Regions from separate parts of the Homo sapiens genome. Here all the other regions are linked to region 5. Evidence: read pairs that join two places in POLR2A ChIA-PET (ENCODE). Cell type or tissue: OCI-LY7. All regions are shown on one strand. Each heading gives the region's core, and the rest is flanking DNA. Links, peaks and the distances in the headings are about the cores only.

Evidence for each region. ChIA-PET counts read pairs that join two places held together with the same protein. Peaks named below come from ENCODE experiments on the same cell type or tissue, not always from the same donor. Only the 100,000 strongest peaks of a DNase experiment are listed, where the experiment ranks them.
Region 1: POLR2A ChIA-PET joins it to region 5 with 5 read pairs; 5 of 35 experiments call an interaction of 5 or more read pairs at or near these places.
Region 2: POLR2A ChIA-PET joins it to region 5 with 5 read pairs; 21 of 35 experiments call an interaction of 5 or more read pairs at or near these places.
Region 3: POLR2A ChIA-PET joins it to region 5 with 6 read pairs; 2 of 35 experiments call an interaction of 5 or more read pairs at or near these places.
Region 4: POLR2A ChIA-PET joins it to region 5 with 11 read pairs; 1 of 35 experiments calls an interaction of 5 or more read pairs at or near these places.

Annotation. Positions count from the first base shown.
Region 1 is chr11:66,202,592-66,208,710 of GRCh38, reverse strand. All of the region lies in intron 2 of PACS1 (phosphofurin acidic cluster sorting protein 1), which reads right to left. Among named protein-coding and RNA genes, the nearest start is that of KLC2, 52 kb to the left of the region's middle. In OCI-LY7, for the core only: no CTCF peak of the experiment used is centred there; no DNase peak of the experiment used is centred there.
Region 2 is chr11:66,041,844-66,047,962 of GRCh38, reverse strand. GAL3ST3 (galactose-3-O-sulfotransferase 3) reads left to right here. Exons shown (of 3, transcript NM_033036.3): 2 at 2,436-2,672; 3 at 4,286-6,119. The coding sequence starts at 2,548. The coding sequence ends at 5,456. Among named protein-coding and RNA genes, the nearest start is that of GAL3ST3, 4.3 kb to the left of the region's middle. RefSeq lists an enhancer at 2,321-2,520 and a silencer at 2,631-2,680. In OCI-LY7, for the core only: CTCF peaks have their summits at 2,458 and 2,666 (motif pointing right); a DNase peak (open chromatin) is centred at 2,652; H3K4me3 peaks cover 452 bases.
Region 3 is chr11:66,352,415-66,358,533 of GRCh38, reverse strand. The region is part of intron 1 of B4GAT1-DT (B4GAT1 divergent transcript); the gene reads right to left. Among named protein-coding and RNA genes, the nearest start is that of TRS-GCT3-1, 7.4 kb to the right of the region's middle. In OCI-LY7, for the core only: no CTCF peak of the experiment used is centred there; no DNase peak of the experiment used is centred there.
Region 4 is chr11:64,870,709-64,876,827 of GRCh38, reverse strand. EHD1 (EH domain containing 1) reads left to right here. Exons shown (of 5, transcript NM_006795.4): 2 at 2,310-2,407. Among named protein-coding and RNA genes, the nearest start is that of MIR10392, 4.8 kb to the left of the region's middle. RefSeq lists enhancers at 1-70, 5,151-5,240 and a silencer at 2,902-3,092. In OCI-LY7, for the core only: no CTCF peak of the experiment used is centred there; DNase peaks (open chromatin) are centred at 677, 2,437, 3,547 and 5,171; H3K4me3 peaks cover 4,257 bases; H3K27ac peaks cover 5,000 bases.
Region 5 is chr11:66,113,014-66,119,132 of GRCh38, reverse strand. All of the region lies in intron 1 of PACS1 (phosphofurin acidic cluster sorting protein 1), which reads right to left. Among named protein-coding and RNA genes, the nearest start is that of PACS1, 46 kb to the right of the region's middle. RefSeq lists an enhancer at 5,714-5,803. In OCI-LY7, for the core only: no CTCF peak of the experiment used is centred there; DNase peaks (open chromatin) are centred at 3,422 and 5,470; H3K4me3 peaks cover 3,309 bases; H3K27ac peaks cover 3,643 bases.

The DNA.
Region 1 (6,119 bases), core at 722-5,721, 89 kb before region 5:
TTTCTTTCCTTCCTTCCTTTCTTTCTTTTTCTTCTTCTTTTTTTTTTTTTTTAATAAAAAGAGAGACGAGGTCTCACTATGTTGCCCAGGCTGGTCTTTAACTTCTGAGCTCAAACGATCTTTCCACTTCAGCCTCCCAAAGTGCTAGGATTATAGGCCACCAGGCTGGGCCAGGAATGAGTTTTAAAAAGAAGCAAATCTGTAAACAAGGAGCTGTTCATTGAAACATTATTTTTACCGTTTTTATTTTTTATTTGTAGAGATGGGGTATCGCTACATTGCCCAGGTTGGTCTTGAACTCCTCGGCTCAAGTAATCTTCCTGCCACTGCCTCCCAAAGTGCTGGGATTACAGATTTGAGCCCCACACTCATCCCTGTTTATAATTAATGACAAATTTTTGAGCTGCTCATCTCTCACGTGTCTTCAGCAAAGCTGTGATTACTCTGGGAGCTGTTTCTGTTGAAATGGTACTATGCCGCGGTGCTGACCCTTAGGGGAAAACTCCACACATGGAAAAACGCCTCAGCCACTCATGAGGCCAAAATGAGACCAAGGAAGTGGAGCCCTGATGGTTATGTCATTATATAGCGATGCTGCCTATGGGTAATGGCCATAGGGGGAAGGCTGGGTATAAAATCAGCAGAAGCCTGGGTGTGGTGGCACCTGTAATCCCGGCACTTTGGGAGGCTGAGGTGGGCGGATCACCTGAGCTCAGGACTTCAAGACCAGCCTGGGCAACACTGGGAAACCTCGTCTCTACGAAAAATACAAAAATTAGCCAGGCATAGTGGCGTGCACTTGTAATCCCAGCTACTCAGGAGGCTGTGTGGGAGAATCATTTCAGCCTAGGAGGCAGATGTTGGAATAAGCCAAGATCATATCATTGCACTCCAGCCTGGGCAACAGAGCGAGACTCCGTCTCAAAAAAAAACAAAACAAAACAAAAGCCAAGATTATATCACTGCACTCCAGCCTGGGCAACAGAACGAGACTCTGTCTCAAAAAACAGCAAAAATAAAATAACATCAGCAGAAGCACACAGCCAGCCCGCACACAGGCCAGGGCCTCAGGACACCCGGAAGCTCGAGTGCTATAGTGGCAACTGAAGACCGAATGCATCAAATAAACTATAAAAAGCAAAACCAACAGCCACTCTCTCCCACAAGACCCACACATTTATGAGATTCATGCCACAACTGGAAATTTGAACACTGATTTTGTGATATTAAGGTTTTTGTTATTTTAGATAGAGTCTTGCTCTGTCGACTAGGCTGGAGTACAGTAGTGTGATCTCGGCTCACTGCAATCTCCGCCTCCCAGGTTCAAGCGACTCTCTTGCCTTAGCCTCTTGAGTAGCTGGGATTACAGGTGAGTGCCATCACGCCCAGCTAATTTTTGTATTTTTAGTAGAGATGAGGTTTTATCATGTTGGCCAGGCTGGCCTTGAACTCCTGATCTCAAGTTATCCGCTCCCCTTGGCCTCCCAAAGTGCTGGTATTACAGGCATGAGCCACCGCGTCTGGCCAAGGTGTGATAATGGTATCGAGGTTTTGTTTAAATATACTGCCTACATTTTTGAAATACATATCGACATATTTGTGGGTGAAATGTTATGATGTACGGATTGCCTCAAAATAACACTGGTGAAGGGAAACAGTGGGGACACAGACGAAACGAGACTGGCCATAAGTTGATAACAACTGCAGCTTAGTAAGGGGTTCGAGGGAATTGTAAACTACTTCGTCTACTTTTGCACGTTTGAGATTTTTCCAAAATAAAAGTTGAAAAAAGTAATCAGTGCTTAGGGTTCTTTTAAGATTTCTCAGCTCAGAGCATATATTCACAGAATATGAAGGCCTGAGGGCCTGGTCCTGGGTCTTCCCTCTGCCTGGAAGGCTCTTCCTCCAGATACCTGCATGGCCCTCACCTCCCTCAAAGTCTTTGGGTAAATGTCATCTTCTCAACCAGGTCTACCGTGACCACCGTAGGGAATCCGTTAACTTCCTCCACCCCAGCCCTCTCGGTCCCCTTTATCTTAGTTATTGTCACTATAGGACATCACCTTCCAACAGCAGTAGCCTCATTATATGATTATATGAACTCTCACCACCCAAGTATGTGCTCTAAATACCTGTAAAACTTTGTATCCCAAATTCACTATCTGAATTTCAAATTCGCTAGAAGTAATCTGCGTGTGCAGGTAGCAGGATGCGGAGTGCAGTGTGTCACGGGATCGCAGCCAGGCCCAGCCCAGCCCAGCCCTTTCAAGCATGGTGCACTACTGTCCTCATCTTTACTACCCTTCCCCAGGGGTTTAGCTTTCATGGGTTCCAGTATTTGCTTCTTCCAGGTGCCTGGGGCACTACCAACCAGGGTCCAATTTCAAAATTATTTTTAATATACTTTTGTATCATTTGTTTATCTATATAACAGTATATCTTCTTTTGCAGTATAGAAGCAAAACCATTTATATTTAATACTAAAGTAACATAGCACATTAAAATATCCAATATTAATATTATTTTAAAAATTAGGTTACTGGTGTTTTATTATTATTATTTTGAGACAGAGTCTCACTCTGTTGCACAGGCTGGAGTGCAGTGGTGCAATCTTAACTCATTGCAACCTCCGCCTCCCAGGCTCAAGCGATTCTCCTGCCTCAGCCTCCCCAGTGGCTGGCACTACAGGCATGTGCCAAAATGCCGGGCTAATTTTTGTATTTTTAGTAGAGATGGGGTTTGACCATGTCGCCCAGGCTGGTCTTGAACTCCTGACCTCAGGTGATCCACCTGCCTTGGCCTCCCAAGTGCTGGGATTTACAGACATGAACCACCGTGACCGGCCAGGTTACTGCTGTTTTAAATGCTTCTTATTTAAACCAAAAATTCTTATCATATAGATATTTAACAGTATTATTGCTGAATGTGGTGGCTCATGCCTGTAATCCCAGCACTTAAGGAGGCAGAGGTGGAAGGATAGCTTGAGCCCAGGAGTATAAGAGCTGCCTGGGCAACATAGTGAGATCCCATTCTCAAAAAAAAAAAAAAAAAATTAAGAGTATTGTAGTGATATTTGAGGAAATTTGTTGGGGTTTCTTGGATGTCTGAAAATAAGCTGTTATTTTTCATTTATTCTTTATTTCAATTTTTAACTAATAATTTTTATGGGTACATGGCATATATATTTATGGGGTACATAAGACATTTTGGTACAGGCATACAACATGTAATAATCACATCAGGTTATATTGGGTATCCATCGCCTCAAGCATTTATCATTTATTTATGTTACAAATATTCCAATTATACTTTTAGTTATTTTTAAATGTACTATAAATTATCATTGACTGTAATCGTCCTGTTGCACTATCAAATATCAGATCTTTAAAACATTAAAAAAATTTTTATAATTAAAATAATTGTTTTGGCTGGGCGTGGTGGCTCATGCCTGTAATCCCAGCACTTTGGGACGCTGAGGCGGGCAGATCACCTGAGGTCAGGAGTTCAAGACCAGCCTGGGCAACATGGTGAAACCCAGTCTCTACTAAAAATACAAAATTTAGCTGGGCATGATGGTGCACACCTGTAATCCCAGCTACTTGGGAGGCTGAGGTAGGAGAATCGCTTGAACCTGGGAGGTGGAGGTTGCAGTGAGCTGAGATTGCGCCATTGCACTGCAGCCTAGGCAACAAGAGTGAAACTCCGTTTCAAAAAAAAAAAAGTTTTTAAAAAATAGAGATGGGGTTTCACTATGGTGCTCAGGCTGGTCTCAAACTACTGGACTCAAGGAATCTTCCTACCTCAGCCTCCCAAAGTGCTAGGATTACAGGCGTGAGCCACCATGCTTGGCCAAATACCAGGTCTTATTCATTCTATGTTTTTGTATCCATTAACTATCATCACTGCCCGACTGCCCATATGAGCCTGTGGTAACCATCATTAGACTATCTCCATGACTTTAATTTTTAACTCCCAGAAGTAAGTGAGAACATTCAAAGTATGTCTTTCTGTACCTGGCTTATTTCATTTAACATAATGTCCTCCAGTTCCATCCATGTTATTGCAAATGACAGGAACTCATTCTTTTTTATGGCTGCATAGTACTCCATTGTGTATATGTACCACATTTTCTTTATCAGTTTGTCTGTTGATGGACACTTAGGTGCTTCCAAATCTTGGCTATTGTGAATAGTGCTACATGGGACTATTTTGGTTTTTTGAGGAAACTCCATACTATTTTCCATATTCGCTATACTAACTTACATTCCTACCAACAGTGTACGAGGGTTCCCTTTTCTCTACATCCTCACCAGGATTCACTATTGCCTGTCTTTTGGATAAAAGCCATTTTAACTGGGGTGAGATGATATCTCATTGTAGTTTTGATTAGCATTTCTCTGACAATTAATGATGTTACATACCCTTTCATATGCCTGTTTGCCACTTGTAGGTCTTCTTTTGAGAGATGTCTATTCAGATCGTTTGCCCATTTCTTAATCGGATTATTAGATATTTTCCTGAGTTGTTTGAGCTCCTTATATAGTCTGGTTATTAATCCCTTGTCAGATGGACAAGGGATCCCTTGTTGGCCTCTCAAAGTGCTGGGATTACAGGCATGAGCCACCGTGCCTGGCCCAGAAGCTTTTTAACTTGATGTGATCCCATTTGTCCATTTTTGCTTTGGTTGCCAGTGCCAGGTATTACACAAGAAATCTCTGCCCAGATCAATTTCCTGGAGAGTTTCCCCAATGTTTTCTTTTATTTTTATTATTTTAGTGGCCAAAGCAGTTGGAAAAATGTTTTCTTTTAGTAGTGTCATAGTTTCAGGTATTAGAGTTAAGTCTCCAGTCAATTTTTATCTGATTTTTGTATATAGTGAGAGACAACAGTCTAGTTTAATTCCTCTGCATATAGATATCCAGTTTTCCCAGCATCATTTATTGAAGAGATTGTCCTTTCCCCAGTGTATGTTCTTGGCACCTTTGTTGAAAATTAGTTCACTGTAGATGTATGGATTTATTGCTAGATTATCTATTCTCTTCCATTGGTGTAGGTGTTTGTTTTTATGCCAGCACCATGCTGTTTTGGTTACTATAGTTCTGTAGTATAATTTGAAGTCAGATAATGTGATTTCTCTAATTTTGTTCTTTGTGCTCAGGATGGCTTTGGCTATTCTGGGTCTTCTGTGGTTCCATATACATTTTAGGATTTTTTTTTTCTATTTCTGTGAAGAATGTCATTGGTATTTTGATAGGGATTGCATTGAATCTGTAGATTGCTTTGGGTGGTATGGACATTTTAACAATATTGATTCTTCCAATCCATGAATATGGAATATCTTTCCATTTTTTGTGTGTCTATTTAGATTTCTTGCATCAATGTTTTACAGTTTTTAATATAGAGATATTTCACTTCTTTGGTTAAGTTTATTCCTAGGTATCTTATTTGTAGCTCTTGTAAATGGGATTACTTTCTTGATTTCTTTTTCAGATTGTTCACTGTTGACATATAGAAATGCTACCTATTTTCTGTATGTTGATTTTGTATCCTGCAACTTCACTGATTTTATCAGTTCTAATAGTTATTTTGTGAAGTGTAGGTTTTTCCACATAGAAGAGCATATCATTTGCAAACAAGGATAATTTGATTTCTTCCTTTCCAATCTGGATGCCTTTATTTCTTTCTCTTGCCTGACTGCTCTAGTTAGGACTTCCAGTACTATACTGAATAACAGTGGTGAAAGTGATGATCCTTGTCTTGTTCCAGATCTTAAAGGAAAGGCTTTCAGTTTTTCTCCGTTCAGTCTGATACAAGTGATAGGTCTGTCATATATGGCTTTTATTGTGTTGAGGTATGTTTCTTTTATACCCATTTTTTGAGGATTTTTATCATGAAGCCTTGTTGAATTTTATCAAATGCTTTTTCAGAATATATATATATATATATATATATATATATATATATATATTTTTTTTTTTTTTTTTCCTAGAGATGAGGTTTTGCCATGTTGCCCAGGCTGGTCTCAAATTCTTGGCCTCAAGCGATCCATCTACCTTGGCCTCCCAAAGTGCTGGGATTACAGGTGGGAGCCACAACACCCAGCCATTTGGCATCAATTG
Region 2 (6,119 bases), core at 622-5,621, 71 kb after region 5:
CCAAGGGAAGGCAGGCCTCCCACAGTGTCCGAGCAGCACCCTCTCTCAGGACCTGGAATGTTTAGCCTGGCCGAGTGCCCACCCAGAGGAGACAGGGTTACTGCTTCCAAATACCTGAAGGTCTGTCATGGAGAAAAATGTTCTATGTGCTCTAGGAGGGCAGCACTACCAAGAGTGCAGAATGGGAGGTGTAAGGGGCAGGCCGAAGCAGGTGCTACCACTGGCAGGGTAATCCTGGCTGTCCCGGAAAGAACCTGAACAAGCTGTAAGTTGCTCAGAAATGGACCAGGCTGTATCAGGAGGTGATGAACACCCTGTCATTGACAGTGGCCATACAGAAGCTGGTGCCCGCCTTCAGGGGCTGGTGTCCAGGGAATTCCTGCACTGAGGATGCCCTGTCCCCTGTCCCTAAGCAGGCCTCAGACTGGGGCCTGGCTAGCTCCCCAGAGCTCAGCCATGTAGGGAAGTGGGGAAAGGCCCAAGAGTGGGACAGAGGGGGATACCAGGCACCTGTCACTCTCTCTGTGCGGCCAGTAGAAGCTCTGCCCTCGGGAAAGGTCCCCCATAGCTAGGCTTGACTTCCTTGGCTGACCCTGAATCCTCTGAGAAATAGGGTGGTTTCTGCAAGTTTAGCAAAGGTGGATGTAGACTCCCCTCTTCCCATCTTGGGACACTTCTGTCTAATCACCAAGTTCTCTAAGCAGCAGGAGTGACAGAGGAAAAAGGTGTGTATCCTTAGAGGGCCAAGGGCTCTCACTTCCTCCTGCAAGCAGCCCCAGCCAGGCCAGGCCAGCCCTTCTCTGCCCCAGCAATCCTTGAAGAGACAGGGAGGGCCTTAGACTTCCTCTGCTGTGCCCTTGGTTACCCTCTGTGGCTGGACCCTTTACCCTTGGCTCCGGCCGGATTAAGTCTGTCTGCAGGCAGGTGGAGGGAAGCAGCGATAAGGCCTAGAGAGAAGGGGAGGCATAAACAGAACATCTTTCCACCCAAACAGGTTTAAATGTAATCCAGGATTAAGGGAGCAGGGTCAAGAAGAGAGACTGGAAGCCAAGCCCAGGGCTCCCAGAAAAGGTGATGATCAAAAGGGTTTTCATATTACCTTACCCCTCCTGGGACCCAGGTGTCCTAGTTCCACATGCACATGCCCATCAGGTTCCAGGCTCCCCCTCCCCCGTGGAGAAGGATATGTGTGAGGGCTGAAGCTAAACTTGAACCTGGAGACTGAGGCCCCACCCTAGCTTGGGGACAGGCATCACTGCTGAAGTGGACTTTCCACGGGAGCTGCCCAGGATTGGGCTGCCCTTAAGCCAAGGCATTCCTGTGGGGAAAGGAGACTTGTGTGTGACCAAGCCCTCCTCCCCTCTCTTACTCCTGGGCTTACCTGGGATGGAAGCTCACCTTCTCCTGGAGATCCTCCGTAGGGCAACAAGCAGGAGCCACCTCTTACCCAACCCACACCCCGCCCAGGCTGCCATCTCATTGCTTTGGTCAGGCACTTTTCCCTGCAGAGTCAGCTGATGGGGCCGCCTGGGTTTCAGGTGTCTGGGGATGGAATCCAGATAGGGCTCCAGGATTTCAAGACCTTCCTTTCCCTCATGAATTTCTCAGTCTTGGGCCCTCAGGGCAGGAGCCCAGCTAGGAGCGCTCAGGACTCAGAAGGATGCAGAATTGCCAGAGTCTAGGGCAAGGTTGGGGAAACCAGTTCTCTACAGAAATAGCATATACAGTGTCTAAGGGCATGGACTTTGGAGCCAGAAACAGCAGGTATGAATCTCATTTCTACTGTTACCAGCTGTGTAGCTATGGACAAGTGATATAATCTCTTAGAGCCTCAGTTTCCTTATCTATACAGTGGGAATAATACCTAGGTCAGGGCTGTGGTGAGGACTAAATGGGATTAAGTATGTAATAATACAGTACATAGAGTAAGCCTGCAGTATCGACTCAAAGCCATATCGATCCAAGGAGGTGAAGGCCTGATCAGTGTTTCCGAGGAGCTCGGTTTCTCTGGGGAGTCAGGACCAACCCTGGGCTAAAGCAATTGGGCAAGGAGTCCTGGAGGAGAGGAAACTTTGAGTTGAGACCTCTATGTTCTGAGCCAAGCCCTGGCGCTAAAGCCACTCCACTGGGGAGACATGTACAAATAACCATGAGACAAAGACGAGTTAGGAGCAGGCAGAGAGACAGAGACAGGGCTGAGGGATGGGAGTGGCTACAGCCTGAAGGGCTGGCTACACCCCAGACCCTGTAATTCCACCCAAGACTAAGTTATCTGGAGCAGTGAGGAGATAGGGTCTTGATAACGGGAGGTAGGAATCCGATCTGCCCTGGCCTCTCTGCTTACCCCACCTGTTGGAGCTCTTTGCATCAGACCTGCTGGGGGCCAGATCCCATCTCCTCTGCCCACTGCAAACCCGTCTGCCTTCTTCTGCCAGGCTTCTCGGGAACACTGGCCCTGCTACCAGAGCCGCAGGATCCCCCATGAGTGCCTGTGAAGGGAGTCCTGGATAGTGAGGCCCTGGCTGGTCCAGGGGTGGGTACTCCGCCATGCCACCCATCCTCCAGCGCCTGCAGCAGGCCACCAAGATGATGAGCCGCCGGAAAATCCTGCTGCTGGTGCTAGGGTGCAGCACCGTAAGCCTTCTCATCCACCAGGGGGCGCAGCTCAGCTGGTAAGGGGGCGGGGCCCCAGGGGGGCCGGAGCTCCCCTCCCCATTCTTCCACCTGCTAGAAGGGTCCTGCTAGGCTTTGCTCCTCCCCTCTATTCTGAAAGTGCTTTCCCTTTAGGGCCACACAGCCTCCCTGGACAGGGACTGCTCTTCAATGAAAGGGCTGAGTGACTTGCTCAAAGTTACAGAATCAGTTAGCTGAGATCCGAATCCAGCTCAACTCCCCACAGCATGCAGCTAAGCATTTCCCCAGTGGAAACAACTTCTCACAACTTCCGTAGTGCTGGGCAAGGCCAAGTCCCCTCACTTCTCCGAGCCCCCGTTTTCTCATCTATAAAGTGAGACATGATATGTGTGACACAGCCAGTCACCCTCACACAGGATACCATGTGATTCATGGGAACCCCAACCCTACTCCTGACTCACTGTGTGAACCCAACAAATCCCTGCACCTCTCGGAGACTTCATGTCCCCATTTTCTACACTGTCTGCCCCTGAGAATGGTGTGAATGCGCCCAGCCCCCCTTGCCAGATAATTTGGTTTGAAATCCCAAACACCCATGTTTTAAGAATGAAGCAACAGAAATGAAAGCTTCACGAGGGCTAGGATTGTTTTTGTATATTACTGTATTTCTTGAACCTAGCATTAACCTGGCACATAGTGGACACCCAAAAAATATTTGATGACTGAATTAATGAGGCTTTAGAAGCCTCAAGAGAAACATAACAATGGGTTGCTGCAAAGCCCAGTGCCAACCATCTACAAAGTGAGGAGCCAGTTAAAGAGTAAAAATGAGAAAGAGCAAAAGGATTTAGTGACCATGTGAGTCGTCTCCAGACTTTGTGTAAGTGATTGTTCTCCTTTTGGCCCTCAGTTTCTACATATACAAAGTGGGATTCCTCAAAGATCTCCAGGGGTCTTTGTCCCTTATTTATTTCTACATAAACAAATTATCTTAAAGCTTAGCAGCTGAAAACACAAACATCTGTTATTTTGGGTCAGGAAGCCAGGTGTGGCTTACTGGGAACTTCTGGACCAAGGTCTTTCATGGGGTTGCAACCAAGGTGTTTGCTGGTGATGCAGTCTCATCCGAAGGCTTGATTGGAAGGGATCAGCTTCCAAGCTCACTCACGTGGTTTTGACAGGCTTCAGGTCTTCAAGCCGGCTGGTGGACTGAGGGCCTTAGGTCCTTGTGGGCTTTTCCCACTTAGTGGTAGCTCCCTATAGGGCTGCCCACTATATGGCAGCTTGCTTCCCCCATCATCTGTCATCCCAGATTGAGTGAAAGACACCAAGATACTAGCCAGCCACAGTCTTTCTATGATGAAATTTAAGAAGTGACATCCCATCATTTCTGCCCTCTTCTCTTCTTTAGATGCAATGATAAGTCCAGCCTAACTCAGGTGAGGGGAATACTCAAGGGCATGAATACCAGGAGGGCAGCAGGGATCATAGAGGGCATCTTAGAGGCTACCAAGCACCGCCCTCGACCTTTCCATGAGTGCAGCCCAGGCGGGGCCGCGCTGTGGGGCATCCCACAGTCCTTGGGTAAGGGCAGGGGTCAAGCGGCAGCCCCCTCACACCCTCCTCTCCGCACACTCCCTGGGCCTGGCAGGTACCCCAAGCTGTTCCCCTTGAGCTGCCCTCCTCTGCGGAACTCGCCGCCGCGCCCCAAGCACATGACTGTGGCCTTCCTGAAGACTCACAAGACGGCAGGCACGACGGTGCAGAACATCCTGTTTCGCTTTGCCGAGCGCCACAACCTGACGGTGGCCCTGCCGCACCCGAGCTGCGAGCACCAGTTCTGCTACCCCCGCAACTTCTCGGCGCACTTCGTGCACCCGGCCACGCGGCCGCCGCACGTGCTGGCCAGCCACCTGCGCTTCGACCGTGCGGAGCTGGAGCGCCTCATGCCGCCCAGCACCGTCTATGTCACCATCCTGCGCGAGCCGGCCGCCATGTTCGAGTCGCTCTTCAGCTACTACAACCAGTACTGCCCGGCCTTCCGGCGCGTACCCAACGCCTCGCTCGAGGCCTTCCTGCGCGCGCCCGAGGCATACTACCGCGCTGGCGAGCACTTCGCCATGTTCGCACACAACACGCTGGCCTACGACCTGGGCGGCGACAATGAGCGCAGCCCGCGCGACGACGCCGCCTACCTGGCGGGCCTCATCCGCCAGGTGGAGGAGGTTTTCTCGCTCGTCATGATCGCCGAGTACTTCGACGAGTCGCTAGTGCTGCTGCGGCGCCTACTGGCCTGGGACCTGGACGACGTGCTCTACGCCAAGCTCAACGCGCGCGCCGCCAGCTCGCGCCTGGCCGCCATCCCCGCGGCGCTGGCGCGGGCGGCGCGCACCTGGAACGCCCTGGACGCCGGCCTCTACGACCACTTCAACGCCACCTTCTGGCGCCACGTGGCGCGCGCGGGCCGCGCGTGCGTGGAGCGCGAGGCGCGCGAGCTGCGCGAGGCCCGCCAGCGCCTACTGCGGCGCTGCTTCGGGGACGAGCCACTGCTGCGGCCTGCCGCGCAGATCCGCACCAAGCAGCTGCAGCCGTGGCAGCCCAGCCGCAAGGTGGACATTATGGGCTATGACCTGCCCGGCGGCGGCGCCGGCCCGGCCACCGAGGCCTGCCTCAAGCTGGCCATGCCCGAGGTCCAGTACTCGAACTACCTGTTGCGCAAGCAGAAGCGCCGGGGCGGTGCGCGGGCTCGGCCCGAGCCCGTCCTGGACAATCCCCCGCCTCGGCCCATCCGAGTGCTGCCTCGCGGCCCTCAAGGTCCCTGAGCTCCGCAGGCCTCCAGGAGTATGGGTCCTGCCCTGCCCTCCCAGGAGTCCAGCCAGGGGCTGCCTCCATGTCCTGCCCCCATGAGAGCCCTTTCTTTTCAAGGGGCTTGAGTCCCTCGCTGAACTTTGGGGTACGCCTCCCTATCTGAGCCCCCGCTCCCGATCGTGGGCTGAACCTTGCCTTCGGGCACGGCGCTGATAGGCTGGATCCAGCGCTGGGCCACCCTCTCCTTCCCAGCTGGTTGGTGATTTTGACAAGAGGCCTGAGGGCTGTCCAGAACTGCTCACCCTGCCTTTTTCTGGGGGCTGAGCCCCCACAACCTGTCTTTTCCAAGTGGATAAGCCCAGGCCCCATGGAGAGAGGCTCAGCCCTAGGGAAAGGCTGCTCTTGCTCTCCCTCCCAGGGCTTGAGGCTCCCTATACTTTTCTGTCTTCCAGGTTCTACCCTCCCCACAGACCTAAGCTGCTCCCAGTCTCCCAGAACCAAGAGTTCTTGGGTTGGGATTTTTGTTTGGTTGGTTTTTCTTTTTTTTAATAAAACATCTTTAAAATGTGCGAGTTGTATGTCAGTCATAGAAGCCGGATTCCCCACATTTGAGGATGAAACGGATGCCCAGGAGGAGCTGTGGCTGGACCCATGAGGATGGGGGCCTGGACTCAAGG
Region 3 (6,119 bases), core at 680-5,679, 240 kb before region 5:
TACATGCAGGGCAAGATGCATGCTCATAAAAGACTCAAGAAGTCCAGGTGTGGTGGCTCACACCTGTAATCCCAGCACTTTGGAAGGCCAAGGCGGGAGGATCCCTTGAGGCCAGGAGTTCGAGACCAGCCTGGGCAACATAGCAAGACTCCGTCTCCACAAAAATAAAAATAAAATAAAATAAAATAGCAAGACACATGGTGGTACATGCCTGTAGTCTTAGGTACTTGGAAGGCTGAGGCAGGATAATCATTTGAGGCCAGGAGTTCAAGCCTGCAGCAAGTTGTGACTGCACTGCTATACTTCAGTCTGGGCAACAGAACAAGACCCTATCTTTTAAAAAAGGAAGGCATTAATGGAGGAAATGAGGAACGAAAAGATACAAGACGTAGAAAACAAATAGCAAAATGGCACAAGTAAGTCTTTCCTTATCAGTAATTACTTTTTTTTTTTTTTTAAACAGAGTCTCACTCCGTCGCTCAGGATGGAGTACAGTGGTGTGATCTCGGCTCACTGCAACCTCCGCTTTCTAGGTTCAAGCAATTCCCCTGCCTCAGTTTCCCAAGTACCTGGGACTACAAGTGTGCACCACCACACCCGGCTACTTTTTGTATTTTTATTAGAGACGGGGTTTCACCATGTTGGTCAGACTGGTCTTAAACTCCTGGCCTCAAGTGATGTGCCCACCTTGGCCTCCCAAAGTGCTGGGATTACAGGCGTGAGCCACTGCGCCCAGCCTCAGTAATTACTTGAAATGGAATTGACTCAACTCTCCAATTAAAAGGCAAGATTGTCAGAATGGATTTAAAAAAATTTTTTTTTTAGAGGCAGGATCTCTCTGCCCAGGCTGGTCTCAAACTCCTAGAGCTCAAGCAATCCTCCTGCCTCAGCTTCCCAAAGTGCTGGGATTATAGGTATAAACCACCGTGCCTGGCTCAAGAATGGATTTTAAAAATGATTCAACTAGGGCCGGGCGCAGTGGCTCACGCCCGTAATCCCAGCACTTAATTTTTTTGTTTGTTTTTTTCTTTTTGAGACGGAGTCTCGCTCTGTCGCCCAGGCTGGAGTGTAGTGGCGCGATCTCGGCTCACTGCAAGTTCCGCCTCCCGGGTTCACGCCATTCTCCTGCCTCAGCCTCTTGAGTAGCTGGGACTACAGGCGCCCGCCACCACGCCCGGCTAATTTTTTGTATCATTTTTAGTAGAGATGGGGTTTCACCATGTTGGCCAGGATGGTCTCGATCTCCTGACCTCATGATCCACCCGCCTCAGCCTCCCAAAGTGCTGGGATTACAGGCATGAGCCACTGCGCCCCGCCAATCCCAGCACTTTAGAAGGCTGAGGCGGGCGGATCACCTGAGGTTGGGAGTTCGAGACCAGCCTAACCAACATGGGGAAACCCCATCTCCACTAAAAATACAAAATTAGCCAGGCATGGTGGCGCATGCCTGTAATCCCAGCTACTTGGGAGGCTGAGGTAAGAGAATCGCTTAAACTCGGGGGGTGGAGGTTTCAGTGAGCCAAGATGGCACCATCGCACTCCAGCCTGGGCAACAAGAGCGAAACTCCGTCTCAAAAAAAAAAAAAATGATTCAACTGGGATTACAGTGGCTCACGCCTGTAATCCCAGCACTTTGGGAGGTCAAGGAGGGCAGATTACTTTAGCCCAGGAGCTTGAGACCAACCCAGGTAACATGGCAAGACCTCATGTCTACACAAAAAATTTAAAAATTAGGCACACATGGTGGCGTGCGCCTTTAGTCCCAGCTACTCAGGAGGCTGAAGTGGAAGGATTGATTGAGCCTAGGCAGTAGAGGCTACAGTAAGCCGTAATTGTGCCATTGCACTCCAGCCTAGGTGACAGAGCAAGACCCTGTCTCAAAATTAATTAATTAAACAAAAAGTGATTCAACTATAAACTGTCTATAAGAGACTCACTTTAGATCCAAAACCACAACAGACATATATAGAATACTCTACCTATAAACAAAAGAATATATAACCTCAAGTGCTTGTGAAATATTCTCCAGGACAGATCCTATGTTAGGTCACGAAACAGTCTCAATAAATTTTAAAAGACTGAAATCATATAAAGGGTCTTTTCTGATCACAGTGGAATGAAACTGGAAATCAACAACAGAAGAAAAGCTGGAAAATTCACAGATACGTAAAAATTAAACAACATATTCTTAAAAATTAATGAGTCAAAGACATCAAAAGGGAAATTAGGAAATACTTTGAGATAAATGCAAACGAAAATACAACATAGCAAAACTTGCAGGATGCAGTAAGAGCAGTGCTTAGAGGGAAATTTATAGCTATAAATGCCTACGTTAAAAAAGAAGATCTCAGAACAATAACCTGACTTTAGAACTTAAGGAACTAGGGGTCAGGCGCAGTGGCTCACACTTGTAATCCCAGCACTTTGGGAGGCCAAGGTGGGCAGATCACGAGGTCAAGAGATTGAAACCATCCTGGGCAACATGGTGAAATCCTGTCTCTTCTAAAAATACAAAAATTAGCTGGTCGTGGTGGCACACCCCTGTAGTCCCAGCTACTTGGGAGGCTGAGGCAAGAAAATCACTTGAACGCGGGAGGTGGAGGTTGCAGTGCAGTGAGCCGAGATTGCACCACTGCACTCCAGCCTGGCAACAGAGCAAGACTCCGTCTCAAAAATAAATAAATAAATAAATAACTTAAGGAACTAGTAAAAGAAGAGCAAACTACACTCAAAGGTAGCAGAAGGAAAGAAATACTAAAGATTAAAGACAAACAAAATGGAGGGAAAAAAGCAATAGAGAAAATTAATGAAACCAAAAGTTGGTTCTTTGAAACGATCAACAAAACTGACACACCTTTAACTAGATTGACTAAGAAAAATAGAGAGAAGCCTTTAAGGTACTAAAATCTAATACTAAGAAATGCAAGTGGTAATATTACTACCAATTATAGGCACACCTAAAACATATTGCAGGTTTGGTTTCAGACCACTGCAATAAAGCAAATATTGCAATAACTTGGGGTTTCCCGGTGCATATAAAAGTTATGCTTGGCCGGGCGCGGTGGCTCATGCCTGTAATCCCAGCACTTTGGGAGGCGAGGCGGGTAGATCAACTGAGGTCAGGAGTTTGATACCAGCCTGACCAACATGGTGAAACCCTGTCTCTTCTAAAAATACAAAAATTAGCTGGGCGTGGTGGCAGGTGCCTGTAATCCCAGCTACTCGGGAGGCTGAGGCAGGAGAATTGCTTGAATCAGGGAGGCGGAGGTTGCAGTGAGCTGAGATCGCAGGATTGCACTCCAGCAAGACTCTGTCTCAAAAAAAAAAGTTATGCTTATGCTACATTGTAGTCTATTAAGTATGCAATAGCATTGTGTCTAAAAAACAATGTATATACCTTAATTAAAAATATTTATTGTGGCTGGGTGCGGTGTCTCACACCTGTAATCCCAGCACTTTGGGAGGCCATGGTGGGCTAGGGCAGATCACCTGAGGTCAGGAGTTTGAGACCAGCCTGGCCAACATGGAGAAACCCCGTCTCTACTAAAAATACAAAAATTAGCTGGGCATGGTGATGCGTGCCTGTAATCTCAGCTACTCGGGAGGCTGAGGCAGGAGAATCACTTGAACCTGGGAGGTGGAGGTTGCAGTGAGCTGAGATCTCGCCACTGCACTCCAGCCTGGGCAACAGAGCAAGACTCCATCTCAAAAGAAAAAAGAAAAAAAAAAAACCTTATTGCTTAAAAATGCTAGTGATCACCGGAACCTTCAGTAAGTCATAATCCTGAAACCTTTAGCAAGTTGTAATCTTTTTGCTGGTGGAGGGTCTTGCCTCGATGTTGATAGCTGCTGACTGATCAGGATGGTAGTTGCTGAAGATGGGGGTGGCTGTGCCAATTTCTTAAAATAAGGCAACGATGAAATTTGCTGCACTGATTGATCCTTTCATGCAAGATTTCTCTCTAACATGCGATGCTGTTTGATAACATTTTACCCACAGTAGAAGTTCTTTCAAAATTAAAGTCAATCCTCTCAAATCCTACAGCTACTTTATCAATTAAGTTTACATAATATTCTAAATCCTTGTTGTCATTTATCAATGTTCACCGCATCCTTGCCAGGAGTAGATTCTATCTGAAGAAACCACTTTGATGATCCAGAAGAAGCAACTCCTCATCCATTCAAGTTTTCTCATGATATCGCAGCAATTCAGTTACATCTTCAGACTCAACTTCTAATTCTAGTTCTCTTGCTATTTCCATCATATTTGCAGTTACTTCCTCCACTGAAGTCTTGAACCCTTCAAAGTCATCAGCGTATTCCAAGGTCTCCAGTGCAGTGGCATGATCATGGCTCACTGCAGCCTAGACCTCTGGGTTCAGGTGATTCTCCCGCCTCAGCCTCCTGAGTAGCTGGGACTACAGGTATGCGCCACCATGGCTGGCGATTTTTTTGTATTTTTAGTAGAGACGGGGTTTCGCCATGTTGCCCAGGCTGTTCTCAAACTCCTGGGCTCAAGGGGATCTGCCTGCCTTGGCCTCTTGAAGTGCTGGGATTACAAGCGTGAGTCACGACGCTCGGCCTCACTTTCTTATCTTTTGTGTGTTCACTGGGGTAGCACTTTTAATTCCTTCAAGAACTTTTCCTTTGCATTCACAACTTGGCTGACCATTTGGCACAAGAGGCCTAGCTTTCAGCCTATCACAGTGTTTACCATGCCTTCCTCACTATGTGTAATCATTTCTAGCTTTTGATTTAAAATGAGAGAAGTGCAACTCTTCCTTTCACTTGAACACTTAGAGGCCAACATAGAATTATCAGCCTAATTTCAATATTTTTGTGTTTCAGGAAATAGGGAGGTATGAGGAAGGGGAGAACAGTCAGTCGGTGGAGCAGTCAGCACACACACAACACTTACTGATTTTTTTTTTTTTTTGAGACGGAGTTTCGCTCTGTCACCCAGGCTGGAGTGCAGTGGCACGATCTCGGCTCACTGCAAGCTCTGCCTCCCGGGTTCATGCCATTCTCCTGCCTCAGCCTCCTGAGTAGCTGGGACTACAGGAACCCGCCACCTTCAATCTGTAAAAAAAAAAAAATGCAATTATCTGTGACGTGCAATAAACCAAAGTGCAATAAAGTGAGGTATGCCTGGCTGGGCGTGGTGGCTCACGCCTGTAATCCCAGCACTTTGGGAGGCGGAGGGGGGTGGATCACAAGGTTAGGAGATTGCAACCATCCTGGCTAACAGGATGAAACCCCGTTTCTACTAAAAATACAAAAAAATTAGCCAGGCGTGGTGGCAGGCACCTGTAGTCCCAGCTACATGGGAGGCTGAGGCAAAAGAACGGCGTGAACCCGGGAGGTGGAGCTTGCAGTGAGCCTAGATTGCACCACTGTACTCCAGCCTGGGCAACAGAGCGAGACTCCATCTAAAAAAAAAAAAAAAAAGTGAGGTATGCCTTTACCCAGAAGTAAAAAGGACTATAAGAGAATACTATGAATAACTGTATGCTAACAAATCAGATGAAATGGACAAATTCCTGAAAACACACAAACTACCAAAACTGATGCAAGAAGAAACAGGAAATCTGAACAGACCTATAACAAGTAACCAGATTTAATCTGTAATCAAAAACCTCCCAACAAAGAAAATCCCAGGACCAGATGGCTTCACAAGTGAATTCTACCAATCACTTAAAGAATTAACATCAATCCGGCTGGGCGCGGTGCCTCATGCCCGTAATCCCAGCACTTTGGGAGGCGGATGAGGGCAGATCACCTGAGGTCAGGAGTTTGAGACCAGCCTGCAACATGGTGAAACCTCGTCTCTAGTAAAAATACAAAAATTAGCCAGGCATGGTGGCGCACACCTGTAATCCCAGCTACTCTGGAGGCTGAGACGGGAGAATCGCTGGAACCCAGGAGGCAGAGGTTGCAGTGAGCCGAGATCATGCCACTGCACTCCAGCCTGGGTGACAGAGCGAGACTCTGTCACAAACAAAACAAAACAAAACAAAACAAAAAGAATTAACAACAATCCTATAACAGTGTAGTGTGCAAAGTAAAAAGAAATTTACAACAATCCTTCTCAAACTCTTCCAAAAAATAGAAAACACTTT
Region 4 (6,119 bases), core at 378-5,377, 1.2 Mb after region 5:
CCTTTGGGCTAAGGGTCCTGAAGAGGCGGAGTCCTCTTCACTTTCCTTGTGAGGGCACACCTTTTTTGAAAGGAGAGACATGGCACAGGACCAGTTTTCTGAATTTGGAAGCCTAGAGTTTCAGAGCTGGAAGGATCTTAGACATCATCTTGGCAGCCCCCACCTGACTGGTTCAGGAAACCGAGGTTCAGAGGGTCTGGCTGATGTGTGGAAGTCACCCATTAGGTCAGCCAGCACTGACTGCCTGGCTTTTGCACAGCCAGTTACTGCTTTCTGCTGCTTCTACCCGAAAAAGAGCAATTCGAGATTGCTTTGTCCGAGACCGGTGCTTTGATGACATTGGTGCCACAGGATCTGAGAGGTGGCACACGTTTATTTCCTTCTTGCTGCCACCTCATCTCCAGAGGATCCCTGATCACTGATGGCCCTGCCGAAAGGGCCCTATCAGCCCACGCTGAGGCCCAGAGCTGTGCCAGGATGTGTAGTGTGGGGAGTGAGCCCGGCGAGGAGGGTGCAACAAAGGAGGCTTTTCTCTGGCTGATACAGCCTCTCCCAGCTGAGTCTTGAAGAGACTCATTGAGTCGTGAACTTGACTTGCCGGCCTTCTCCCCCTATGTGGCTGCTCTAAGAATAAAATCAGCTGGAGCAGACCAAGGCAAGGTGCAGTCAGGGTGTCTTAAGAGTGTCTTGCAAAAACTTATTGCATAACTGGGACTGCCACTTGTGCGAGATGAAACCTGTGCGTTCTTGGTGAGATGGAATCGGAGGCATCTTTGCTGCTTCCCCTTTCTTGTTTTCTGCCATATACCCTGGGCTCTGCAGAGCAACTGGTTTCTGGGTCCTATAGATATTAACTCACTTTCTGGGCTCATTTATGAGGCATTTTTATGTATGTGATTTCCCAGAGCCAATTCTGCTTCCCATCCTTCTATTCTGTAATCATCTCTCCAGCGCCTCCTGTCCCCAGCAGGAAGGCCAGGACTGGCCTTCATGCATTGCTACTGGCACTGGCGAGAGTGAGGCCCACGTTTTGCTCGCCCTGCAGGTCAGCTGGTCTTGCTCCACTGCCTTGCAGAGCACCCCTTGCCCTGGCCAGCTGCCCTCTGCCCGTGGGCCCCTGGTCACTGGGGGATGGGGCCAAAGGGAGAAGCTGATCGGCTCAGAGTCCTCCCGTCTGTTGGAAAGGCAGCTTCAAGTCTGTGTCCTACAGATAATGGGTCAGTCTTTTCTTTGCTCTCACTACCTTTTTCAGAGAAGTTTTTTGTTTGTTTTTTTGAGACAGAGTCTCGCTCTGTTGCACAGGCTGGAGTGCAGTGGCGCACAATTTCGGCTCACTGCAAGCTCCACCTCCTGGGTTCGAGCAATTCTCCTGCCTCAGCCTGCCGAGTAGCTGGGACTACAGGCGCGTGCCACCATGCCCAGCTAATTTTTCTATTTTGGGTAGAGATGGAGTTTCACCATGTTGGCCAGGCTGGTCGTGAACTCCTGACCTCAAGTGATCTGCCTGCCTTGGCCTCCCAAAGTACTAGGATTACAGGCGTGAGCCACCACGCCTGGCCTTTCAGAGAACTTTTCAAAGGAGCTTTTTCTGCGTCCAGTGAAGGATCCCTGCTCTCAACTGAGACTGCCCCTTGCCTTTCTGGGCTGTTCTAAGCTTAGTGTGAAACTCAGATATGCGTGGCTGAGCCCTGGCCCGCAAGTCGCCAGCCTCTCCACGGCTTTGTTCTTCCTCAGCCTGCTCGGACTTTCAGAGAATGGCGCGTCTGTGCTTCTCCGTCCCACCGTCTACCAGCCTGTGTGGTCCCCAGCTTTTGCCAGCCGTCCATTTCAATTCCCTCACCCAAGCGGCTGGTTGAAAGGGCAGGGCTGGCCCTAGCAGCAGTAGGAAGCGGCCAGCTCTCTTCAGTGTGGAGATTTAGCCAAGTGCTGGAGGATTCTGAGATGGGATTTCAGCGCCCCAGCGTGACCTTCTGCTTCCCCTCCGAACTGAATGGTGACCTAGGCTTGCACAGTTTTCACTAACAAGTCAGCAGCTTGAAAGTTGACCTCTCAAACTCTAGGGGAAAAGTGTGTGAGGAAGTGCTGATTTGGGTCAGTTTGAGCCTGCTGGTTGCATTCCCAGTTGAGAAAGTCCATACGATTTGCCGGCCACCCCGGGAAACTAAGACGATAGAAAACCACCTGTCAGTTCCCCGCTGCTGGAGAGGAAGCCAGAGATGGAGCGAAGGAGTACAGAGAGCCCTTTGTTGTGTCCGGAGCAGTGATGACTGTGTCTTGACGCCTCTCTTCTGGCTCTTGCTCTCATGTAGGTTCATGTGTGCCCAGCTGCCCAACCCCGTCCTGGACAGCATCAGCATCATCGACACCCCCGGGATCCTGTCTGGAGAGAAGCAGCGGATCAGCAGAGGTAAACAGCTGTGACCACAGCTCGGGCTGCTGGTGTTGTCACACATCCTTCTCTCTAAGATCTGCAACTTGGTTCAGATGCTGCCCTTGAGATTTCTCCTTTTTTTTTTTTTTTTTTTTGACGGAGTCTTACTCTGTCACCCAGGCTGGAGTGCAGTGGCGCGATCTCAGCTCACTGCAACCTCTGCCTCCTGGGTTCAAGCGATTCTCCTGCCTCAGCCTCCTGAGTAGCTGGGACTACGGGCATGTGCCACCACGCCCGGCTAATTTTTGTATTTTTCGTAGAGATGGGGTTTCACTATATTGGCCAGGCTGGTCTCGAACTCCTGACCTCATGATCTGCCCGCCTTGGCCTCCCAAAGTGCTGGGATTACAGGCGTGAGCCGCCACACCTGGCTGCCCTCGAGATTTCTTCCAGTCTCAGCCTTTCTAAAAAAAAAAATGTGGCCGGGCACGGTGGCTCACACTTGTAATCCCAGCACTTTGGGAGGCCGAGGTGGGCGGATCACGAGGTCAGGAGATTGAGACCATCCTGGCTAACACAGTGAAACCCCATCTCTACTAAAAAATAGAAAAAATTAGCTGGGCGTGTTGGTGGGCGCCTGTAGTCCCAGCTACTCGGGAGGCTGAGGCAGGAGAATAGCGTGAACCCAGGAGGTAGAGCTTGCAGTGAGCCGAGATCGCGCCACTGCACTGCAGGCTGGGCGACAGCGAGACTCCGTCTCAGAAAAAAAAAAAAAAGTGTCCGAGTAAGAACCCATTTTACATCAGCCTCCCATCTCCACAGTGCTCTGTGCACTGAGAGGGCGGGAGCTGCTTTCTTTCTTGGCTCCCTGGGCCTAGGCAATGGGAGCAGCCATGGTGAGACCACAGCCAATCTTATGTGGCTGTCATGCTTTTGAACCCCTGGGGCATGCTGGAAACAACAGGATCAGAATCGGGCCATGCTGTGAGGGTGCAGGAAGCATTGCTGACTCTGAACAAGCCCCTGGTCCCCAGAGCTTATTAGCTTTAGTCTGTGTTTAACAGCCTTTGCCCCCCAAAGCCATATACATTCCTCACACGTCCAGCAGGACTGAGAGAGAGCCAAGCAAAAGGAGAAGCTGGTAGAAATTCATGAAACGGGCTGGTGGAAATTTGCTTACATTTGCTTAGAGGTTGACAGCAGCCTCCCTGGCTGAGGCCTTCTTGCTATGCAGTAGTGCACCGTGCCCATTCCAATTGTGTAAACTCCTGCCTAGATTCTGCCAAGCTCTTTTGAAGATCTGGTTCAGGATGAGCCTGAACTGGGTCCTCCATCTGTCACTGCCCCTTTTTCACAGACGGGTGGGGCGCTTTGGGGCCTGATGCTTTCTGGGAGGAGCTTGAGGGTAGGCTGGTACCTGGCAGGTGAGGAGTGGAGTCTACAGCTCCAAATGTGAAAATGAAATAAGATCAAACTCAAAGAGGGGTTGAGGACAAGTGAGCAAGTTTGTTGATGATTAACTTGCAGATCCTTCCCGTGTCCCTTACCCTCTGGACTGGCCTTTGCTGGGTGAGCCTTGCAGTCAAAGCCGGCAGCTAGGATTTGGGGTGCACATGTCTCTCTGCTAGGGCTGTGAGGGCATGGGGACTCTGTTCTTGGAGCTGAGAAACCTTGCTTCTCTTTCCTTCCAGCCTTGCGGGCCTTGCCCGTGTGGGACTGCATCAGAGCGTACTGAAATCACTGGCCCTCATCTGGTTTCAGAGCTGCCAGTTAAGCTGTTAGATTCTCCCACCCCTGGTGACAGTGATGCACCTAGGAGTTAAGGGAGTAGATTTGGAGACCCCTTTAAAAAAAAAAAAAAGCGAGGGCTAGTATTTTTATTTCTTACTGCTATTGTTGTTCCAACCTAGTTTTAGTAAATGCCGGATAAGCAAAAGCCCTGTCATTTGCCAAAGCAAGGTCAGAAAATCTGATTAAGTTACTCTTTTATTTTTTTGAGACAGAGTGTCGCTCTATCGCCCAGGCTGGAGTGCAGTGGCATGATCTCGGTTCACTACAACCTCCTCCTCCCTGGTTCAAGCGATCCTCCCACCTTAGCCTCCTGAGTAGCTGGGATTACAGGTGCATGCCACCACGCCTGGCTAATTTTTATATTTTTAGTAGATATGGGGTTTCGCCATGTTGGCCAGGCTGGTCTTGAACTCCTGACCTCAGGTGATCTGCCCGCTTCGGCCTCTCAAAGCATCATCACAGCCTTGAACTCCTGGGCTCAAGTGATCCTTCCACCTTAGTCTCCCGAGTAGCTGGGCCCACAGGCGCGGGCCATCATGCTCGGCTGGGGTTGTATGTCTTGTGTTGCTTGCCTTGGCCCCTGCCCTCTGAGATGCTCCCTCCCCACCTCCCACTCCCTCTGCTTCCTTTCCCTGGTAGGAAAGAGGCAGGCAGAGGTGTCTACACTGGCTGTCTCTGGGACAAGCACCAAAGTGTATGCTCCATATCAGTGGATCTGCAGACACAGCATGGCGTTTTGATTGGGAGCAAGGGGTGGACGTAGGTGTTGCCTTGTGGTCCCTGCCCTGGAGTTGCCTGTGCAGACAACAGGTTGGAGGAACAAGCCAGCAGGACATGAGGCTGCTGTCAGTGTGCTGCCCTGCTCTGCCTGTGTGGCCTCCCTCTCCCCTCCAGGTGCAAAGTGTGGCCCCTCTGCATCCCTGAGAGGCCAGGCTCCCCTATATCCACAGAAGGTCATCTCTACCCATTATGGGCAGGAAGGAGCCGGTGGCTGAAAGAGAAGCACATCACGCTGATTGGAGGAGGGGTTTCCTGCTGTGAAGTAGCAGAAGATCAAACCGATTTTACTAGACCATTTCTTTTCCTCCATAGCCCTAGAGGCCTTGGTTTAGATGTGTTTTACTAAAAGTTACCTGGTTAGGGTTTGAATGATGGTGTTTTATTGTCAGGAGAAAGACCATCGCTCAGTACCTCTTGGAGGTGCTGGGTGTAAACTCCAGGATGAGCCCCGCTAGGTGTACACAGGAGGAGTGGATTTCTGTTTCCTGGAGGCCCCGCCCGTCAGTCATGGAAAGGCCCGTGTGGCCTGTCCAGCGGAGGAGGTCGGAGTGGAGCAGTGCGTTCCCGGCAGGGCTGGCCACCTGCTACTGCCTTTGCTGGTGGCGTGGAAAGCAGGTGTTTCCCTCTCGGAAAGATGGGGCCGGCAGAGCACGCACCAGGGCCCCAGCACAACACGCCTCCCCTGGCCTGCCAGCCCGTTCCCTGGAAACATGTCCTTGTGGAGGCCGTGGATGGACATTGGGGTTGCTAATTGCATTTACTTCCATTTCCCACCCCGTCTGGCCCCGCCTGGCCCCTCCTGACTTTTTTTCCCCTTTCCCCATGGTCCTAATGTGTGCAGGAAACACGGTCTGAAAAGATAAGGTGGGCTGGTGCAGGCCCAAAGCAGTCAGGATGCAGCCAGGCTCTGTCAGGGACCCCTGAGGACTGCCTCAGGGACGAGAAGGGGGCCGGGTTGGGGTCTCTTGGGCTGCCTTTGCCTGTGTGCTAATCTGAGTGACTTTAAAGATACCGTTCTCCTGTGTCAGCAGAGAAAGGTGGCCTCTGGGGGCTGCGTTCATTCTTGAGTGCTGCCTGTGTGACTGATAAGGGCATTCCAAAGGGCAGCTGGGTCCGGCAGGGGTGGTGCCCTTGGCTCCAGGGGCTGCCGACCAGTTGCGTGGTCCCGGCAGTGCCT
Region 5 (6,119 bases), core at 548-5,547:
AGAAGAGAGCAGAGGACAAGCAGGGAGTAGGGGGCCTCTCCCTTGTCCATCTGGTGCCACTGGTTCAGGAAGCCTTCTTGGGCCACCCCCACTCCCACTCAGCTCAGGCATCCCACTTCTGTGTTTTCCCTGACACTTGTGCCTACCTTTATCTTAGCACTTACTATAACATGTTGTGGTTGATTATTCAATTGTCTATATCTCCCCAGTCACAAGGGCAAGCAATGTTTTTTAGTTTCTGTATTCCTAGCTGACACAGATGCTCAAAAAAATATTTGGGAAGGGAGAGAAGGAAATAACGAGAAAATAAGCTCAGAATATCTTTTTTTCTTTTTCTTTCTTTTTTTTTTTTTTTTTTTTTTTGTAGACATGGGGTTTCGCCATGTTGCCTAAGCCCAGGCTGGTCTTAAACTCCTGAGCTCAGGTGATTGGTCCACTTCAGCCTCCCAAAGTGCTGGGATTACAGGCGTGAGCTACCACGCCTGGCCTAGAAAATATCCTTTTTATTTATTTATATTTTAGAGACAAGATCTCACTCTGTCACTCAGGCTGGAGTACAGTGGCACAATCATGGCTCACTGCAGCCTTGACTTCCCAGGCTCAAGTGATCCTCCCACCTCAGCCTCCCAAGGAGCTGGGACTACCAGTGCACACAACCACATCTGGCTGATATTTTCATTTTTTGCAGAGACAAGGTCTCCTTATGTTGCCTAGGGTGGTCTTGAGCTCCTGGGCTCAAGCAATCCTACTGCCTCAGCCTCCCAAAGTGCCCGGATTATAGGCATGAGCCACAGCGCCCGGCCCCTGGCTGGAAATTCTTATCTTTATACAGACACTAGGTAGCAGCTCAAGGTCTTGATAGTGGCTCAATGGCATACACATAACAGGTTAAATCAGTGGTTCACCTGTGTGTAGCATCTGTTAACCATCTATGCTGTTTATGTTCCATAAATATGCACCAACCCCTTAGTCTATTCTCTTTACTTATACCTACCTCAAAGCCAGGCATCTGATTACTTGTTTAGACTAACGTAGATGAATAATCCAAACATACGTTTAAAATGACCCCCACATGTGCCAAAAAGGCTTCAGGGTACCCTGGGGTTCTACAGAACACAAATGGAAAAAACATCCTACAAACACTAGTCTCAAAAGTGAATGACAGCTTCAAATAATTTAAAGCCACAATTACCAGATATAATAGGGAGATATGTGGAAAGTCTACCGCATCATTATCACATAAAGCATCAAAGAGGAAACAAACATCTTTTTTTTTTCTTTTTTTTTGAGATGGCATTTCACTCTTGTTGCCCAGGCTGGAGTGCAATGGCGCAATCTCGGCTCACTGCAACCTCACCTCCTGGGTTCAAGCAATTCTCCTGCCTCAGCCTCCCAAGTAGCTGGAATTACAGGCATGCGCCACTATGCCCAGCTAATTTTGTATTTTTAGTAGAGATGGGGTTTCTCCATGTTGGTCAGGCTGGTCGCGAACTCCCGACCTCAGGTGATCCGCCTGCCTCGGCCTCCCAAAGTGCTGGGATTACAGGCATGGGCCACCACGCCCGGCCATAACAAACATCTTTTAATCACATGTTGAGGGCTGGTCTTGTAACTCTAATGAGGGGTCCTTAACCTTTTCTTTTTCTTTCTTTTCTCTCTTTTTTTTTTTTTTGAGATGGAGTTTTCCTCTTATTGCCCAGTCTAGAGTGCAGTGGTGCGATCTCGGCTCACTGCAACCTCTCCTCCTGGGTTCAAGCGATTCTCTTGACTCAGCCTCCTGAGTAGCTGGGATTACAGGTGCCCGCCACCATGCCCAGCTAATGTTTGTATTTTTAGGAGAGACACGATTTCACCATGTTGGCTAGGCTGGCTTCAAACTCCTGACCTCAAGTGATCTATCCACCTAGGCCTCCCAAAGTGCTGGGATTACAGGTGTGAACCACTGCGCCCAGCCTCCTTAACCCTTTCAATGCCAGGGTCCCTTTGGCAGTCTGGAGAAGTCAGAGGACCCCTTCTCAGAGCAATGCTTTAATGCATAATACACATCGTTTTTAAAAGGAAACAATTTATAATAATAAAGCCACAGTACTACTCCTGACACTTCCTGTCTTCTTCCCCTGCTTAGTTTTTTCTACCCAGCATTTGTCCCTACTGAATTCACTATATACTGCCCTTTATTTGTGTTATCTTATTTAGTATATGTCTCCCCAACTAGAATCTGAGTTGTTTTTTTTTTTGTTTTTGAGATGGAGTCTCACTTGGTCACCCAGGCTGGAGTGCAGTTGCACGATCTTAGCTCACTGCAAACTCCACCTCCCAGGCTCAAGTGATCCTCTCACCCCAGTCTTATGAGTAGCTGGGACCACAGACACACACCACCACGCCTGGCTAATATCTTGTATTTTTGGTAGAGATGTGATTTCAACATGTTGCCCAGGCTGGTCTTGAACTCCTGAGCTCAAGTAATCCACCTGCCTCAGCCAAAGTGCTGGGATTACAGGCGTGAGCCACTGTGCCCAGCTAGAATCTAAGTTCTATGAAGGCAGAGATGTTCATCTATTTTGTTCACCACTCTATTTCCAAAAAGCTAGAAAACTGCCTGGTATAGAATAGTTGCTCGTAAGCATTTGTGGGATTATTAAATGAACTTTATGTCTCATAAGAGCTGTTTTCTAGCATTAATCAAAGGCAGTTCTTCTAGGTTCTCACAACCTTAGGAAAGATAATATGTAATACTTCGTATTTACAAACAGCTTTTGGTGAGCACTGGAACCCTTTTGTAGACAGTCTCATTCAACCACAGTAGACCTAATATCTAACGACTGAGGGCAAAGAAGGGATGTGAGATGAGCAGTCAAATGCTTTCAGGCCAGAGAACAAAATAGATGACCCAGGCCCCTGCTTATTCGCTCTGCCCTTTGCCCCTGGAGCTTTAGCTGCTTTGCTTAGAGGACAGTCTCTCCCTCACTGAAGATACCTAATTGCACATTAGCAATAGGAAGGTTTCACTGGACCCAACCAGACTCATTCATAACAAATAGCGACACATTCCTTTGCAACAAGGTTCTAGGATTTCCAACTTCTTGCCAAGGCAATTCTTAAATAGAGGAAATGGCTTTCTTTTCAAATTCATCTTAATCACAATAAGTTAAAAGGTTAACAAGAATTTAAAACCCTCAGATATGACAGCTGCCTATATTATTTGTCTAAGAGGAAGAAAGCTTAAAGTCAAGATAACTGAAACCGCCAGAGAACAAAATAATCTCTAACAACTGCAACGCCTTCGTGCTTTAAGCGTACTTGTAACAAATTGAAAAGGAAAACCAGAAACCAAAAAAAGAAGGGGAGGAGGGAAGGTGAGGTTAATACCGAGGTCAGCTAATACGAAAGAAAAACAGGGTCTCAGGCTGTCTCATAACTAAACATGCAGGCAAAACCTAACAGGAAGGCAATTTTGGTCCTTCTTGGGTAGCTAAGACAAATGTCAGCCTGCTCTGCAGTCCCACTATTTGCTGAAAAGCAGGGCTGAAGAAATATACTTACCTCATGTGGGGTTTTGAAAGATTCAAATCCATCTACCTGAAATATAACTAATTCTGCTTAAACATCAGAATTTTCCATATTTGTGCATCTCCATATACAGGGCAAGGAGATGGAAAGACAGGTTTCTTGCTTGTTTTAAATATTTTGAGTGCTAATAAACCAGCAACTGCTGGTCACCAGTAGAGGCTGGTAGAAAGTTCCACAGAAATTAGTGTATTAGCAGGATTTCAAACTGAAAAAGGGAGAGAGAAAAAACATTTTTCACAAATGCTTGGCTCCAGCTCCATGGGAAAACATTAATTTAAAGCACTCATTATAACCAACTGCTGATCATGTTACAACCAAAGGTCACTGTTCTAGTTTTTTTTTTTTTTTTTTTTTGAGATAGGGTCTCGCTCTATTACCTGGGCTGGAGTGCAGTGGCACAATCACAGCTCACTGCAGCCTTGACCTCCCAGGCTCAAGCAATCCTCCCACCGCAGCCTCCCAAGTAGCTGGGACCACAGCCATGAGCCAGCATGCCCGGCTAATTTTTGTATTTTTTTTTTGTAGAGATGGGGTCTCCCTATGTTACCCAGGCTGGTCTCTGACTCCTGGGTGCAAATGATCCTCCCACCTCAGCCTACTAAAGTGCTGGGATTACAAGTGTGAGCCACCACACCTGGCTTATGGTTCTAGTTCTAATCCTTAGAGATGTATGCTTCTTTTGAATGAGGTATACAAACTGTAAGAAAATTATGTAACCACTTATAGTGCTTTTGGTTTATAATCATACCTAAAAAGAAAGCCCTGAAGACACAATGCTAATGAAGTCCGCAGTCACAGAGAACTTACATTCAACTTTTTCTTCTGAAACAAAGTTTTCAGTGTAGTTCTAACATTACAGTATCAGTGAGGCACTTCCCACCCTAATAAGCTTTTTTAAAAGCTAGAATAATTATATAACTAAATAAGAAATGAAAGACCCTAAAAACACAAATTATTTGCATTTTCTAAATTCATTTTTTGACTATTAGAGTGAAAATTAGAAATAAATGTCCATTTAGTAGGATTAGTTAAATAAACTGTGTTTTCTCTATTCTATGGCATACTAAGCAGCCATTAAAAAGTATGAGATAGGCCTGTAAGTACAAAAACAGAAAAATCCCCAAGGTACTTTTTTTTTTTTTTTTGAGGCGGAGTCTTGCTCTGTCGCCCAGGCTGGAGTGCAGTGGTGGGATCTCAGCTCACTGCAACCTCTGCCTCCTGGGTTCATGCCATTTCCCTGCCTCAGCCTCCCGAGTAGCTGTGACTATAGGCGTCCGCCACTACTCCCGGCTAATTTTTTGTATTTTTAGTAGAGACGGGGTTTCACCGTGTTAGCCAGGATGGTCTCGATCTCTTGACCTTGTGATCCGCCCGCCTCGGCCTCCCAAAGTGCTGGGATTACAGGCGTGAGACACCGCACCCAGCCCCCAAGATACGTTTTTATGTGAAAAAAAAACAAGCTGAACAACTCATAGTGATTCTGCTTACGTAAACAATGTCTATGTATCTGTACACATGTCCTATGTCAATGCTTAGGAAAAGATCTGGAAGAATGTCTGCCGAACTCTTAATCGTATTTTTGTCTGGGGAGGTGGAGAGATGCAAAAGAGCTTCAGTGGCACTTTCACATCATACCCTATGTGTTTGCTTGAGTACTTTATGAGGCTGTGGTCATATATCACTTGCAAAATAATGTATTAATAAAGGAAGAAAGGACTGGGTGATTCTGTGAACTAAAGGGAGGAAAAATAAAAGATGAAAATTAGACTTGATACTAAATAAAGTATATTAATGTCAGAGCAAGAGTTTGATCACGAGACAGTCAACTATTCATCAAATCTCTATACAGCTTTCAGTTCAGCTGCTGTATTAACAGGAACAGGAGGAATCCTAAACATAAAGACTACAACTTCTGAAGAGGAAGTCTGATCAAAGTATACAAGTCATCATACCGAAAGGAACTGAGAGTTTAAAATATACTCTTATGTCTTCTTGTCAAACTACATGTGCTGCAAACATTTTTTTTCCTTGCTTGTTACGTTGTAAAAGTATCTGTTTGGAGATACTTAGTCTTTGAGGTGGAGACCCAACTAGCCTTGATGGTAAGTAAGTTCCAATAGCATATCTGAAGATAACCAATAACCCTGCAATTAGAAAGATGTTTTGCCAACTAGAGATTGAGGACAAGAGACCCAAAGGATGTTGGAACTGATTCAGAAACAGGAATGTAAGTACGTCTGGGATGAGTCAGCAGGTAGCTAGGAGAACTGGAAATTAAAAGAAAAGTCATCTGCCCAAGAAGTGGGTAGGTAAACAAAAGAAATCCAAAGTACATTTAAATGTCAGACACCAGTTCAACTTTGAGAAATAGTTTATATACAATAAAGTGGACTGATTTAATTGTACATTTTGATAAGTTCTGACAAATTTATACCTGTGTAATCACCACCATATTTAAGATACAGAACATTTCCATTACCCTAAAAGTTCTGTGTTCCATCCCAGTCAACCCTCTCCCATCCTGGGTTCTGGTTAGCCACTTTTCTCTT